2 separate regions of the Homo sapiens genome follow, and region 2 is linked to region 1. Evidence: chromatin contacts called from ENCODE Hi-C or POLR2A ChIA-PET data. All regions are on one chromosome and are shown on one strand. The core of a region is the stretch at or near the end of the contact, and the rest is flanking DNA. Distances in the headings are between cores, read along the strand shown.

Evidence for each region. A loop is a pair of places that touch in the nucleus more often than their neighbours do. ChIA-PET counts read pairs that join two places held with the same protein, here RNA polymerase II (POLR2A). Pooled maps may share reads with other maps.
Region 2: a loop to region 1 is called in a pooled map, with 2.2 times the contacts of the local background. The contact joins two enhancer-like sites. A Hi-C loop is called at or near these places in 2 of 37 single-sample maps with no recorded cell type and 3 of 50 pooled maps. POLR2A ChIA-PET finds 5 or more read pairs at or near these places in 4 of 52 experiments (AG04450, CD8-positive, alpha-beta T cell, HEK293 and 1 more).

The regions. Positions count from the first base shown.
Region 1 is chr21:29,341,394-29,344,093 of GRCh38, reverse strand. It overlaps BACH1 (BTB domain and CNC homolog 1), which reads right to left. Exons shown (of 5, transcript NM_001186.4): 5 at 1-1,695. The coding sequence ends at 1,261. Among named protein-coding and RNA genes, the nearest start is that of BACH1-IT2, 30 kb to the left of the region's middle. RefSeq lists an enhancer at 775-1,974. Within about 2 kb of position 1,318, at least 22 of the 41 ENCODE cell types and tissues checked have a DNase peak (open chromatin) inside an H3K27ac peak, as active enhancers do.
Region 2 is chr21:29,116,252-29,118,951 of GRCh38, reverse strand. It overlaps a transcript of MAP3K7CL not described here. Among named protein-coding and RNA genes, the nearest start is that of MAP3K7CL, 13 kb to the left of the region's middle. Within about 2 kb of position 1,410, at least 2 of the 41 ENCODE cell types and tissues checked have a DNase peak (open chromatin) inside an H3K27ac peak, as active enhancers do.

The DNA of each region.
Region 1 (2,700 bases), core at 69-2,568:
AAATGTTATGCGATAGGTGCTCAGTTATCTATTTTGTAACAGGACTGAACAAACACTAAGACTGATCTTTAAATGTCCAAGTTAAAATGATTTGTGTGTCTTTATACCACACCAAATTTGGAGAAGAGAGCAAGGATTCAACCTGCTTTTCAAATGCAAACCCACAATAGAAAAAGATTGAGTTTCATCCTATTTCACAAACCTGCAGAGTTGCTGCAGATACATTTTTTATCTGTTACAATCATTTTTACAAGTGAATAATACGACTTCAAAAACAGGGTGAAAAAAATGAACTGCACTCCTGGTAAAAAGTAAGCAACATTCTTTCCCCGTGATGTCTGGTTTTCTGGCATTGGTGACCCACGGTGGAAAAATGAACAGCTTTACATGTTGGTAAGCTCTCCAGATTCTAGGGAGCCTGAGATAATGCTGCCAGTGTAATCACTCATGCCACTGTATTCTGAGTCCTATTTCTTCTTCCAAAGGGACAAAAATGCCAGGAAATAGGAAGTCCATGATGGGACCAGATATGGTAGAGACTGAAGCGGGGGGCAGGGAGGGAAAGTGACACTTAAATCTATTCATGTAGCCAGACTTTCTAGAGTCCATACTGAAGAGGAGAAGCAGCCCCCGTCTTAGGCCAACCACTTGCCTATTTACTAAATCTTCCCAATGTAGCTTAAAGCCTGATTTTAGGAGCCGAAGAACAAAGCCCTAAGATTCAGGTAAGACCATCTTTTTTTCACAATGCAGCTCTACAAAAATATTCCCAGTAGCTGACACCCTGCTTCTAAGAATAGAACTCTATTAGCATTGCTTGGGAAGAAATTTTCTTTCAAACTAAAATATTAGAAAAAAGTCAAATTATTAAACTTCTGCAGGCCACTTCTTTTAGTAGGAACTATCTGTAGATGTTTCAAGCTGTTAAATTGCTGTCTGATATGCTGCAGTTTTCATTCTCCTACTTATTCTGAATAGCAGGAAGAGTTATTACTAGAGTTATTATTCTTTAAAACATGAGTTTTAAAGGTTTACTACATTTTCACATGGATTTTTCTGATATCCAGGAGGCAAAATCATTTCTTTGTCTCTTGTAGAAATCAAGGAGAAATCATGGTTGACTTAAAGGAAATTCCCTTATGGTAAACTACTAAAGGAAAAAAACAGTATTGTTGAGCAACAGATGGTCATATTAGGCTTTCAAGACGCTGCCAAAACTTCAGGAGAAAATTAGATGGTTTGAAGGAAGTGAATGCAAGTTTACTCATCAGTAGTACATTTATCAGTCATCTGCTGACAGAAATCTGAGATCCCACCACTCTGACGACACTGTTCCGCAGGCCCAGCTTGCTCAGAGGTGGCTGTGGACATCTGCTGGGACTCCTGCCCTCGCGCGTAGCCAGGCTCACTGTTTCCTCTGGCACAGGGAGGCAGCACTGCTGGAGGCCGGTCAGATAAACTGAAAATTGATGGTAACGCCAGTTCACCATCAGGAGTACTTTTATCTTTTTCAGAAATTAAAAATGAAAGTGGGCAATCTGCAGCTGAGTACTTGGCGAGTATCTGTATTTGTTCTTGACTCAGAGCTGCTTCTTTACAAACTTTCTGGCAAAGTCCAGTTAGGTTCTGCTTTGTCTCACCCAGAGTTGACAAAATGTGATCTCTTTCCTTCAACAAGCTCTCCTTTTCACTTTGCTGTGAAGTGGGGAAAGAGAACACAATGGCTTGTGTTTATTAGCTCAATCAACATTTCCAAGGCGATCAAATAATATACAGGGGCTTCTCATCAAGTAAGATCACATGGAGTTTATCCTTTCAATTCCATTCAATTATACATTAAATACTAAAGGCCCAGAATCTCCCACCCAAAACTCTTGGGGCAGATGTATTTTGGCACAAAGCATTTTTCAGGTTTTGGAAAGACAGTATGGGTGCACACATAATTTCTCTAGCAGGCCTGGGGCAGCACTTCCCTATCAACTATCTTTACATTTCTAGGTAAACATTAAAATAGCAAATAATGAAGAAAGTAGGATAAAGACTATGTAGTCTAATGTCAATTTGGGGCAGTTTTTCGGTCAAAAGAGTTTGTGACAAACATACGGTTTTTGGAGCTTTCTGGATTTACAGACTGTACATAACAGGTATGGATGGCATTTTGGATGGGATACAAGAAAAAAAGTAAAAGTACAGTTAGCATAACTTAATTACTGAGACTCAAAGCATTGCAAGATTCAACTAATGACCAGCATTTGTTGAGCAGATTCTCTGACAGATATTGTGCTAAATGTTTTCCAACATGCAATCTCAGCTATGTAATCCACACAACACCTCTCTTGATTTAAGCAACATCAAACCCACTGAAGGGATGGGACTGAATTTAAGATGCCTAGAGACAGCCGGTGGGTGAGTTACTAAAGTGTGAAGAATTCGGGGGGGTAATTTTGTGCTTGCTAATTACCATTTTTGTTATTATTATAATTTTAAGATATTACCCCTATAAGAAAGTCTACCACAGAATTTTTCAAAAGTTTTTCTGGTTCCTGCCTTCCTGTCCATGTCACTTATCACTGCTGACAGCATGTCTTTTCTATTATCATCCCATTTCATCCTTCTTGTTCTAACATCTTATTGCTTCTAATCTATTATGAGCCAGGAAACCAAATAATCAAGGTATTTATAAGAAAAGAGTAAATAAAC
Region 2 (2,700 bases), core at 161-2,660, 230 kb after region 1:
CTGGAATGGGGAATATGGGAAGTAGGAGGGCTGAGCCCTCTTGGGATTTTTGTAATAAATCTTGCAGAACTATTTGACTCCTTAACATATGCGCATGCACAACTTAAAGAAAAATTAAAATGTTTAAAGATCCATTTGTTGGCTCACTCTTGCCTAAAGAATCACGTCTTTAGTTTGGCATCCAAAGCCCTTCATAATTTGTCCTCCTTTCCTCCATACTCATCTCATGCTCCCACCTTCCCTACAGTGGGGTCACACCGAACTTCTCTCAGTGTTTTCAGATACTATGGCCTCATTGCCAACTTTGTGCCTTCACAGATCAAGGCCCTCACTCCTGTCACCTTGTCTGTGTAGTCATTTCAACCCCTGTCCTCCCAAAACCCTTTGTTCATTCTCCTGCTAATGCACTGAGTACCACATTGTGCTGCTTCCATTTACCATCCCACTGTCACCCCCAATTCAACCAAAGACACATGATCAGTGCCTTGCCCTTAGCAGGGCCTCAGTAAATATTTCTGGAACTAAATTGAACCTGGGATGCAAGTGCCTAATAGGGAAGGTACCCATAAAAGTCAGGGACACACATGGAGAAAAGTTAAGACACTTTGGGAGGCCGAGGCAGGCAAATCACCTGAGGTCAGGAGTTCAAGACCAGCCTGCTCCACATGGTGAAACGCTGTCTCTACTGAAAATACAAAAATTAGCCAGGTGTGGTTGCACGCACCTGTAATCCCAGCTACTCAGGAGGCTGAGGCAGGAGAATCACTTGAACCAGGAGGTGGAGGTTGCAGTGATCTGAGATCATGCCACTGTACTCCAGCCTGGGCAACAGTGCAAGAGTCCGTCTCAAAAAAAATTTTTTTAATTTAAAAAAATTAAATTAATACTCTCTAAAGTTTCTTACAATTCTAAATTGTAGTAGGTGGAGCCAGTCCCTGAATAAAAAAATAATTATCCACAGAATTTCTTCTCTGGTTTTAATTCTGTAAAGATTCAACTGGTTTGTAACAAACCAAAAATACATTTTACAGCAGTCGTCAAGAAAAGAACAGAATAAAGATAATCTCTTCTTCCTGTGGAAGGTAGTTACCAACACAACCCTCAATTTTACTGCCAAACCCATTTAGTCATCGGATATTTGGTACCCGAATAAAATCCATTCAGTCCCTGATCACACTGTGAAACCTGAGGACATTCAAAAAAGTGACAAGAAAGAGATCATGTTTTGTTCATAAAAACATTTTTCAAATTAAGCCATCACATCCTAAAATAGTAGATTAGAATCACCCAGCAGGACTTCTTCCTGAAAGCATGCAAATGCACAATCCTTGTTTAGAAGTGAGTGTCAATTACTTGTGCAGACACAAAAATGACTAATCACTGGGGCCTAATAAGGCACCTGTCAATTTTCCTTTTTTTAGCTTAGCTACTTTCAATTCACAGGAGTTGTCCAATACAAACAGCATTTTGCTGACAGTTTTGTGTGTGCTTCAGCAGTGATAGCATTCAAACTAAAATGGAGCATCAGATATTTCTATCCACTTCTTAAAAATACATTTTAAGAATTACAGTATTAACCACAAATGAATGGCTGCCCAGCCTCACAAATGAGATACAGAAATAGCATTGTTAAGTCCATCAGAGAAGGAATAGCTTTCCATCACCGCTCCAGCTAAATGGGAATGAAGATTTCCTAGAAGAGTCCACAAATAGAAAATGACATTTTCCTGGAACAGAAAAATTCTAGTGAAGGACAGGAGATTATCTTCTTTTGAGATTTAAGGATCTTATAATGTATATTAATTATATTAAATTAAATTAAATTATGTCAAATAGAAGAAATATATTGATAGTTAAGACAGATTTCACAGATGCTTTTGTGTTTGAAATAAGAGTATGCATTATTAAACCACAAAAAGCCTTACTCAAGGTGAGCATGACAATAATTAGAATCAAAGTGATATTTCACCAGTTGCCAAATTAATCTAAACAATTCAAATTAGACAAGTGTGTTCTGCAGGGCCCTTTATGGCCTAAGTACCATGGCAATGGAAGTTATTTATATATCAGGAAATCATTCCTGAACATGAAAAAGTATATTGCTTTAAAAAGCTTTTTGGACTAACTATAGCTGATTCACACCCTGAATGATAAAATTATTTATATATTCAAATTTTTAAAGAACTCTTTGAAGAGCCTAATTAGCATGCTTTTAGTATTCTTTTTCCAAATTTAGATTCTGAAATTCAGAATGAACAAGAATGACATTCCCTGTTTATCAAGAAAAACTAAATGAAGATGAATCAGAATACAGACAGAAGTTTGTACTCTCTTTGGGTTTCTTAAAGGAAGACTTTAGGAAAATTTTATCTGTCATTGACCTGAGATATTTTTAATAATTTTCTTTAAGGACACATTAGGAACAAAAAAAATAGTCATTTCAACGAGATCTTTCCATTTGTGGCTACATGGGCAGTAGGAAAGAATTGAGGCCCATGTGATTCTGTTACTAATGTTAGAGCTAGAAGGCTTCTTTCAGATCATCTAAATCATCCTCTGATTTTACTCGAGAAAACTCATCCATCATTTATATTTACATTTATATTTTTTAAATATTTGTACTTATAAGTTTTCTTCACGTGTTGCTACCAAGATCCCAGATGTCATTTACTTGACTCTTCTAAATTCATGTGACTTAAC